2 separate regions of the Homo sapiens genome follow, and region 2 is linked to region 1. A link is an interaction called in ENCODE POLR2A ChIA-PET data of the cell type or tissue named here. Cell type or tissue: MCF 10A. All regions are shown on one strand.

Region 1 (5,000 bases):
CTGGAACTAGTAAGCGATTACAGAAAGATGCTGGATACAAGGTTAATGTACAAATGGTCAACTGCTTTCCTACAGACCAGCAATAAACAAGTAAAATTTGAAATTAAATACACAATACCATTTACAGTAGCACCTCCCAAAAACTACTTACATATAAATCTAACAAACTATAGACAAGATCTATATGAGGAACACTATTAAACTTTGATGAAAGATACAAAAAACTAAATAAATGGAGAGATATTCCATATTCATGGACAGCAGGACTCAACTTTTGCCAAGGTGTCAGTTCTTCCTAATTTCATCTATAGATTCAATGCAATCTCAATAAAAATCCCAGCAACTTATTTTGTGGATATTAACAAAGTGATTCTACAGTTAATACAGAAAGGCAAAAGATCAAAAATAGCAAACACAATATTGAAAGAGAAGAGCAAAGTTGGAGGACTGACATTATTTGACTTCCAGGATTACTATAAAGCTAAAGCAATCAAGAAAATGTGATATTGGTGAAAGAACAAATAGGTCAATTAAAGAACTCGAAAGTAGACCCACATGAATATAGTTAACTGATCTTAGACAAAAGAGCAAAGGGAATACAACTGTGAAAAGACAGATTTTTCAACTGGTGGTACAGAAGCAACTGTACATCTGCAGGCAAAAAAATAAAAAATGAATCAAGACACAGACCTTACTTCCTTCACAAAAATTAACTTAAAACGGATCACAGACTTAAAGGTAAAATTTGAAACTATAAAATCTAGCTGGCCTTGGGTTTGGTGGTGACTTTTAAGATACAATACCAAAGTCACAATCCATAAAACAGGAAATCAATAAGCTGGATTTTATTAAAATTAAAAACTTCTGCTCTGTAGAAGAATGAAAAGGCAAGCCATGAAATGGAAGAAAATATTTTCAAAAGGCCTATCAGGTAAAGGACTAGTGTCTAAAATACACCAAGAATTCCCAAAATTTAACAATAAGAAAACAAAACCCAATTAAACAAACAAGCCAAAGGCCTTTATGGACACCTCACCAAAGAAGATATACAGATGGTAAATAAGCATATGAAAAGGTGCTACACATCATAAGTCATCAGAAACAATGAGATACCACTACGCTACTATTAGAAAGGCCACATTCCAGAACACTGGCAACACCAAATTCTGGAGAGGATGTGGGGCAACAAGAACTCACATTCATTGCTAGTGGGAATGCAAAATGGGACAGCCACATTGGAAGACAGTTTGCCTGTACCTTATAAAACCAAACACACTCTTACCATACAATCCAGGAATGCGCTCCTTGGTATCTACGCACAGGAGTTGAAAACTTATATCCACTCAAAAACCTGCACATGGGTGTTTAGAGCAGCATTATTCATTACTGCCAAAACCTGAAAGCACCCACAATGTCCTTTAGTAGGTGAATGGGTTACTAAACTGATACACCCAGACAAGGAAATATTTGCTGCTAAAAAAAAATGAGCTATCAAGCCATAAAAACACATGGAGGAAACTTAAATGCATATGACTAAGTGAAAGGAGCCAACCTCAAAAGGCTATGAACTGTATGGTTTCAACTATATGACAATACTGGAAAAGTTGAAAATATGGAGACAATAAAAATATGAGTGGTTGCTTGGGGTTGGTGGGGGAGGGAGAACGAACAGAAAAGGCACAGAGGATTTTTAGGGCAATAAAACTATTCACTATGATACTGTAACGGTGATTACCTGTCATTATGCATTTGTCCAAACCTGTAGAATGCATGACATCAAGGTGAACCTAAATATCAAGTCCCTAAACTAGGGACTCAGGTGACGAGGCTGTGTTAATGCAGGTTCATCAACCATAACATGTGCATCACTTTGCTGGGGGATGTTGACAGCGGGGAGGCTATGCGTGTATATGGTGTATCTCTGTACCTTCTTCTCCATTTTGCTGTGAATCTGTCACTGCTCTAAAAAAGAAACTCTATGAATAATTTTTTTAAGTGACCTGCTCTGTCTGGCGAGCTGGTTCTTGGGTGTTGTATGTCTCACTGGGGTTGCTGGCAGTGTGGGTCAAATCATTGACTCATGTCAAGTGACTTGTTGAGTCATGTCTCTGGAACATTTTTACATTTACAGTTGCCGAGACAGATCACCCACATCCTGTCTTACTATATTTTCCCCCAAACTAAATCCAGGGCTTGACATTTATTCCACTGAATTTAGTCTTGCTTGAGTTAGACCGGCCCATGAAGGCCTTGCTGATGTCCCAACAACTGCACCCCACCCAGCTCTGTGCAAGCTTCTATAAAAGGAAACCTCCTTCAAGGCTCACAGAAAAGAAAGGAAACCTGAATACTGAAGTGCAAAAGGAAGTTGTGTCAGTGAGTCCTTTTTCTCCCCAGTCACCAGATGTAGAAATGGAGCTGCATTTACTGACCTGCCCCCTGCTTCAACAGCTCAGCTGCTGAATTGGCTGCCGTCTGGGGAGAACTTTCTGCTATTTCCTCCAATGGATCTGTAGGAAGGGGCAAGAAAATACAGAAATGAGTCCTGCTCCTGACCAAGAATCCTCATGACAAAGTTAGACAATTTGATGACAGAATTCCCAGATGGTGACATGCAATGGTTTTGCAGAGTCAAGAGTTTCTCTTTGGGACAATAATTTGGCCCATAGAAACCATGATCACATTCTGAATAAAAGTAGAGATGACAAGGCCTAACAAAATATTTTTCTAATCACCGAATTAGTCATATGAACAATGACACTTTGAAAAGTAAATCACATTTACCTATATATTAAGTTAGACCATTTTTATGTGAAGTTGTGACTGCTTAGGAAAGTGGGACATACGGTCACATCGCCCTGACATGCTGTGGGTGTTATTTAATTTCATTATGGATATTGTTTAACAAACATAAAAGTAAAAAGAACAGTGCATCCATCATCTAAGTTCAACAACATCAACATTTTGCCCATTCCGTAGAAACGTAAAAATTAAATGTCAATGACCCTGAAGCCTTCTTTGTCTGAGGGTTTTATATTTTTAAACTACAGAATCTTTGCTCTATAGAAATCTTTCATCAAAATCCATGATGTAAAGCTATCTGGGAGCTGTCAGTGAAGTAGAATCTCCTCTTCTCTCCTTAATTTGGATGAACTCATTGGCCTTTTCTTGGGTTCAACCAAGAGAATACGAAAAAACTTCCAGTCTTATTATTTTTCTCAGTGGATCTTCATGGATCTCTAAAACCGGTGGCCTTGACTGCAGACAATCTACACAGAGCCTGACTAGCACTGAGGACCCCTTACCTCTCTCTGGGATAAGCAGCTTGCACGGCAAGGCCAAGGGCGTGATGGAATGCTGGCACACCAAGGCCGTCAGGCTCCCTGCAAAGTGGACAGACAGCAAACAAGAGTCAACAACTGCTGTAGATGTTGTGTGCTCAGCCAATTTATCAGCTGGAATGAAACGGATGCAAAGGCTGAGCCCTTATCTTTTTAGCAACTGGTATGTTAGATTAGTGTGCAGCTTTGTGTAAAACTTCAAAGAAGTATAAAGTTCCACAAGATAGTTGAGAGGTAAGTAAATGGAACTGTTTATCATTCTTATCATAGACACATCATTACCAAATTATATAAAGACTAAAGCATACAGTTTGTTGGATCTTGAATCAGGAGGGTTGACATCAAGCCAACTCCAACTTCAACCATATATATTACCCCTGCACAATGCTTCTTAACAAAGCTCTAATAACAATGATGCCTAAGGCTGCACTGTGCTTTGTGTGGATTGCTCAAGTCATCTTTCCAACAAGCTCGTGAGGTAGGGAAGGCTCCCAATTTGCAGGGAAGGGAGGGTGCTCTGTTGGGAGCTCTATGTTGTTCCTTGTGCTGTGGGATAGGGTCATGCTGGAGCTCCAACCTTCTCAGGACTTACCTGCCTGCCAACTAGGATAGAATCTTATTGACGTCTGTAATTCCTACGTCTGATATGGTGCTTTTCATTTGTTTGGTTTTGACAGAGCTTTTAAGAACAACTTCAAATCTAGTTTATCTTAAAGATAATAATGCAGATCAGCAGGATTTCAGAACTGGGGACTGAAATATGAGTAAACCACCATAAGAGTGATAGTCCCAAATCTCAGGTTGGTGAGCAGAGGGAATCCAGGCCTCATGAGTTCAGAACATTGACAGCAACCTCTCAAGCAACTCACCGAAATATGGTTCATTCGAGCACCCTTTCAACCGCACTCCCTTCGGGGTACACTCGATCAAAAAGTGCCGGACGAGTTCATTGGCCAAATCTCCAGCTGTGGCAAGAAATTTAAAGAAAGAAGAATTTTTTGAAAATGGGAGCATGGGAGAATTCAATAGAGAGAACATAAAAGCCAGGAGCTACAGTTGAAAAGGCTCTTCTCTGAATACGAGTCCAGTCACTGCAAAAGAGGCTGCCAAGAACCATCTTCGTCCTAGGAATGGTAGCCGGGCTGCAGGACAGCTGGATGAGCACAGGCTAGGCCAGATACAGGGCGGGAACCCTTGCAATGACAGTGTGGGGGCTGGAGAGGTCCCTTGGGAGAGGCCCTCAAACATTGTGCAAGAATCCCCAACGAAGGGAATGAGCTTGCAGCTAAGAAAGAGGATCATGAATCTCCAGCTGAATCCTCTCCCAAAGAGGAGAGGTGAGAAAGGCTCAGACACAAAATGATACCTATAATGAATCACTGAAAAGAGCTGGAAGGAGGTCAGTCTTCTGGGTGGGATTTAACCAGGAGCCTGGATCTTTAAAACCTTCCAGAAAGCAAGCACTCAGCTGCACGGGAGCAGCACTCTACCACATTGCTATTAACAGTAAACAGTGCATCTGCTTTAGGCCAGCCCATGAGTCCAAAGAGAAAACACATCATAAAAAGCCACTGAATGGCAAAACTATCTGAGAGTGGAAAAGTACAAACAGCACAACCAAAAGAACAAGAAGTCACTGCCCTATGCTAATGAGTCCAA
Region 2 (5,000 bases), 140 kb after region 1:
ACATCAGCAATTTCAAATTAAAAGAGGGCTTATCTCTCAGGGCACAATTTCTAAGCGTTTCAAAAATGGTTTACATGGCACCAGAAGAGGGCAAGCCATTAGCAAATCACTTCTGAGAAGTTTCAACATGTTCCCATGAATTCCACTAACAAGAGCTGTCCAGAAAGCCGAAAGTTGCTTAGCAAAAGGATGCATTTTAGAAAGCTCTAGGTGGTCCCCACTAGGACCCATATGTTTTAAATAATCTCATCATTTCTTTCAATTTCATTTAAAAAATTGAAGTGAACAACAACTAAAATGGAATAAATGGCCAAGGATGGCACTTTTCAAGTCCAGCAACTCCAAGAGACTTCTGACAATGCAGCAGGCAGCAGGTCTGGGTGTGCCCTAGAACCTGCACTTTCCACAGGTGCTGCTGCTGGGCCCAGGCTCACAGCTCAGGAATGCTGCTTAGAACAGCTTGCTACGTGATCCTGGGCAATGATGATCCATCAATATCAGGCTCACTGTGTCAAAATCACCACACCAAGCCTGAAAAGCATAGGTTGTTTTAATTAACAAGAATTATATTTATTTAAAAGTCCGTCTGTCTATCTCTCTCTCTCTCTCTCTCTCTCTCTCTCTCTCTCTCTTAGTTTGCACCAAAACACAATTTGGGTGAAGGATCCATAATCTAAAATAATACTTGAAAAGATCAGGTCATCACGGACGATTTGGTGGTCCTAATGGGTGTACCTGTCCATTTGGGGGGAAAATATGATCAAGTTAGATGTGAGGAAAGAGACAACACTAGAGAGAAGCAAATAACATCTGTGTGCCCCGATGGAAGTTTTCTGCACATCAAGTGGTCATCATATGCCTTACAGCTGTAAACACCATCCACAAGCCAGCCTACCTAGTGCCTTTGCAGGAAAGATATACTGAGAGTCTAATATAACTCAAAGGGAAGCTTCTTTCAAACTAAATTCCATAATACAATGGATTTCTGTGCAGTTTTTTAGTGTAAAAGAGTCCGGAAGAAAAAAAAAAAAAAAACTTCTATCTTGAACCGTCAACACTTCCTAGATACTTTGATGGTCCTAAGAATGCTTTGTCAAACACACAAAATAGGGAGCTGCCCATTAATGAACAGTGACCCCAGCCCACTGGCTACATCCTTTCCCAAAGGATTCCTCCCTGACTCAAGGTGTGACTGGAATAAGAGCTTTTCTCTAATAGTAAGTTTCTGGCAGGAGGGTTAAGCTTCACACACTTACCCCTCAGTGAGTTTGCTTTCAGTCCAACCCCTTTCAACAACAATCACATTTGAGGAGCAGTACAAAGCAGTTGAGAAAACTGGGAATTAAGAGGAAAGATCCCAGGAGGTGGGAGGAGGAAGCATGGAAGGAGCCCGATGCAGCCAGGAGGAGGAGTGCCCACCAGCTATGCACCTGGGCTGCTGGCATCCACCAACCCTGCTGGGGCTGACAGACAGACAGTCCCGGCCACTCTGTGAAGATGTACAGGCCATGTCTGCACTGCAATGGCTCCACGTGGAAAGGACAACACGTTTACTGCAATGGCATCATGCCATCATCTAGTCCATCAACTGATTACCATAACTCAAGATGGCATGGAAAGTCTGACACAGTCCATCTGAAAAGGGCATACATAGCTCTTTTGAAAAGGAGGGCTTTCCATGAAAAATAAAATTTAATAAAAATGAAACGATTTGCTCTCATAATCGTGGTCAATTTGGGGTCAACAGTTTCAAATGTCCAGCTACACATTCAGGGACCACAATCCTATAAATTCTAAAGCCAAACTTGGGGAGGTGTGATAACTCTGTTTCCTTCTTTAAGAGCAAGTAGGAAAACCTAAAGACAAACCCATAAGGAGCACATCGCACCAGCTCAAAGCGGAAATGTGCTCAGATGCAGCATTGGTCTCCATCTCAACTCCAAAGGCTGAAGCCCAGCCAGACCCCCAAATGTGAGAGGGGGCGCACTCACCCTGCAGTGAATGACGACCACATGCTGGAGGTTGCTGTTCAGCCAGGACTCCTGCGCCTTGCATATGGTACACATCTTATCCAGGGGCGGTGCGTGGAGCTCTGGCCAGCCCACATCCATGATCTGCAACAAGAAAGGGGAGCTTCCTCGGTTTCCATTTCCTAAAACCTTCTGAGGCCATCTCACAATGACTTCTTTCATCATCAGTACATTTCATTTGGGAGTAAAGAACATGCTGGGTGACCCTTTCCTAAAACTCAGTGAGCATGAGGATCAACTTCCTTCACTGGGAAGAAAAAATAAAGCATTATACTGCCCATGTGATGCCTCTTCTTCCAGGGGCTCATCTGCTCTTCTGCAGCTGGGGTGACAATTCTAGAAAGGTCTTTGAGTTGCTGATGGTGCAGGTTGTGTGGACGGGGCTGCAGTCCAGTGAGATCACAAACAGGAGTCCTAGGCCCAAGCTGCTGCCAAAATCTCCCCACTCGGGTTAAAATCCCAGTTTGGAGAGTGCAGCCAGCCATCTCCCACACCGTGCGGACAACACCTCAGAGACAATCTCCTGGAAAGGCAGCACTTAAGGAGGAAGCACCTTCAAAACTCTAATTAAGTTTGGTGCTTGGACAAAGAAAATCACCACCATGTGCTAAAGACACAGTGACTCGGTGCAGAACTGCAGCTCTGAGCGTCCTGAGGCACACACAAGTCCACAGTGGCCCACAGTGGCCACACGGGGGTGTTGCTTTTCCTTTGATTTCCTTTTGTCAGTAGGACGAGGACAAGGAGCTCTATCTTATGATGAAAGTCGTAGAAATAGTGTAAGACTGTTGGAAATTTCAGAAAGTTGCCAGGAAGTAGGAAAAGTCACTACCCCTGCCACCACTCAAAGATAACCACTGCAATGTTTTCATGAATCCCTTAGTCTCTTTTCTGTATACATTTAGCATAATTGAGATACTATTATACATAAATTCTATACTCTACTATTGTTAACTAGTATTAAAATAGGCAACTTATCATGTTTCTGCTTTGTTACTCTAATGGCTGCAAAATATTTCAACATATAGAATATACATACATATATGTACCACAACTTATGTTGACTCAGTCTTAAAATTATCCCAAACTTTGCTGTTGAAAATGATCATGAAGGGTGAGGGGCAAGGGGAATGAGAGCATTAGGACAAATACTTAATGCATGAGGGGCCTAAAACCTAGATGACAGGTTGATAGGTGCAGCAAATCACCATGGCATATGTGTATCTATGTAACAAACCTGCACGTTCTGCACCTGTATCCCAGAACTTAAAGTAAAATTTGAAAAAATTTTAAAAATTTTTTAAAAAATGAAAATTATCATGAAAGGAGTGGATTAGTATGACCATAAAGAGATACTAGCAGAAGAGAGCCCCATGCTGATGGAAATGTTTTGTCTCTTGTTTGTGGTGGCTTAACAAATCTATACACATGATGCAGTTTAGATTTATTCTATACATATATTTGTTATAGATTTGTTCCATGCATATATATATGCAGTATATATGAAAGATCCCAGGAGGCGGGAGGAGGAAGCATCATGTGTATAGATTTGTTCTATACATATATATTAGTATTTATCATCTATACACACGATGCCGAGAAACACACATGTACGCAAAACCAGGGAAATGTGAGTGAGGTCCGTGGACTATACCAATGCCAACTTCCTGACCTAGATATTTCACTATTAGTGTTGTAAGATTCTCCCACTGGAAAGACTGGGTGAGAAGTACAGGAGATCTCTGTATTATTTTCACAACTTCCTACGAATCTCTAACTATTTCAAACTGAAAAAAAAGTAATTAAAATAATTGATATGAACAATTCCTAATACTCCTTATCAAGTCACATTCCACAAAGACTAGTAGCAAATTATTTTTGCACAAAATAAGCATTGTTTACATTTTACAAAATGCAGAATATAAAGGGATGAACTCTGTACCTTTGGGTTAAGCTTCGTAAGGTCATATCTCTTTTCTGAAAGGTTTAATACCTATAAAAGAGAGGAAAAATTGCCTTGCATAAAATAGATTTTAATATTTTAAAAATTAATACTTTAATTTTTATTTAATTTTAATTAATACTAATTTTTTAAAAAAATATCTAAAATCTTCACACTCACAAATCAGGGGGAAAAAAAGCTTTTAGACAAATCCTTGACATCAGAGATGAAAGCAGAAAACACATTGCATTTTTACATGATGTTTCCCTTCCAGGTACCGAGGATCAGAAAAGATTGAAAAATACAGACTTGTGTGGTCACAGAATAAAAAACAAATAAAATAAATAAGATAAGGATGGCATACAGAACCCTTACACATAAAGTCTATATTCTACTTCTTCAACTAGTATTAAACCAGGCGATTTACTGTGTTACTATTTTTTTTTAATTCTCATGGCTACAAAATATCCCAACATATAGGATACACACACACACACACACACACACACACACACACACACACGTATAAAATATATAATATAAAATATATATACACATATATATAAAATAAATATCACGGTCTTGCTCCTGACAACACAAACTGACCCGATAGAGAGGTGGTACATGGTGGGGAAGGCTGTCCCTCCTCTATGGCCTGGTGGCCCCAGGCCTGGAAAGGGCTGAGTTCATGCCCGGCCAAAAGCCATGGCCTAAGTTCACTGAAAAATCACAGCCATTTGTGGAACCTTGCTAAATACTCAAGTAGTTCAAAATGAAAATAATAATAATAATAATAATAATAATAATAATGTTCCAGCAGCAAGGAGCCTTAAAAATTAACTAAACGTCCCTCTCACTTCAGAGTCAGAGATGTGAGGAAAGTGGAGGGTGGGGGCTTGTCCTGGTCACCCAGCAAGCCCTGTTTATGACAAGGGGGGGCGCTGCTTTGTGACCCACAGTTCATTTCTAACCCTGCACAAGAAAAAGATCCCTGCCATAGCCATTTTGCAGGGAGAGCTCTGGCCCTG

Evidence for each region. ChIA-PET counts read pairs that join two places held together with the same protein. Peaks named below come from ENCODE experiments on the same cell type or tissue, not always from the same donor. Only the 100,000 strongest peaks of a DNase experiment are listed, where the experiment ranks them.
Region 2: POLR2A ChIA-PET joins it to region 1 with 5 read pairs; 1 of 35 experiments calls an interaction of 5 or more read pairs at or near these places.

Annotation. Positions count from the first base shown.
Region 1 is chr7:47,289,523-47,294,522 of GRCh38, forward strand. TNS3 (tensin 3) reads right to left here. Exons shown (of 31, transcript NM_022748.12): 25 at 4,211-4,306; 26 at 3,306-3,383; 27 at 2,433-2,510. Among named protein-coding and RNA genes, the nearest start is that of SNORD151, 170 kb to the right of the region's middle. RefSeq lists enhancers at 1,958-2,317, 3,541-4,740. In MCF 10A, no CTCF peak of the experiment used is centred here; a DNase peak (open chromatin) is centred at 2,149.
Region 2 is chr7:47,433,291-47,438,290 of GRCh38, forward strand. TNS3 (tensin 3) reads right to left here. Exons shown (of 31, transcript NM_022748.12): 7 at 3,973-4,023; 8 at 1,992-2,114. Among named protein-coding and RNA genes, the nearest start is that of SNORD151, 29 kb to the right of the region's middle. In MCF 10A, a CTCF peak has its summit at 2,705; a DNase peak (open chromatin) is centred at 2,721.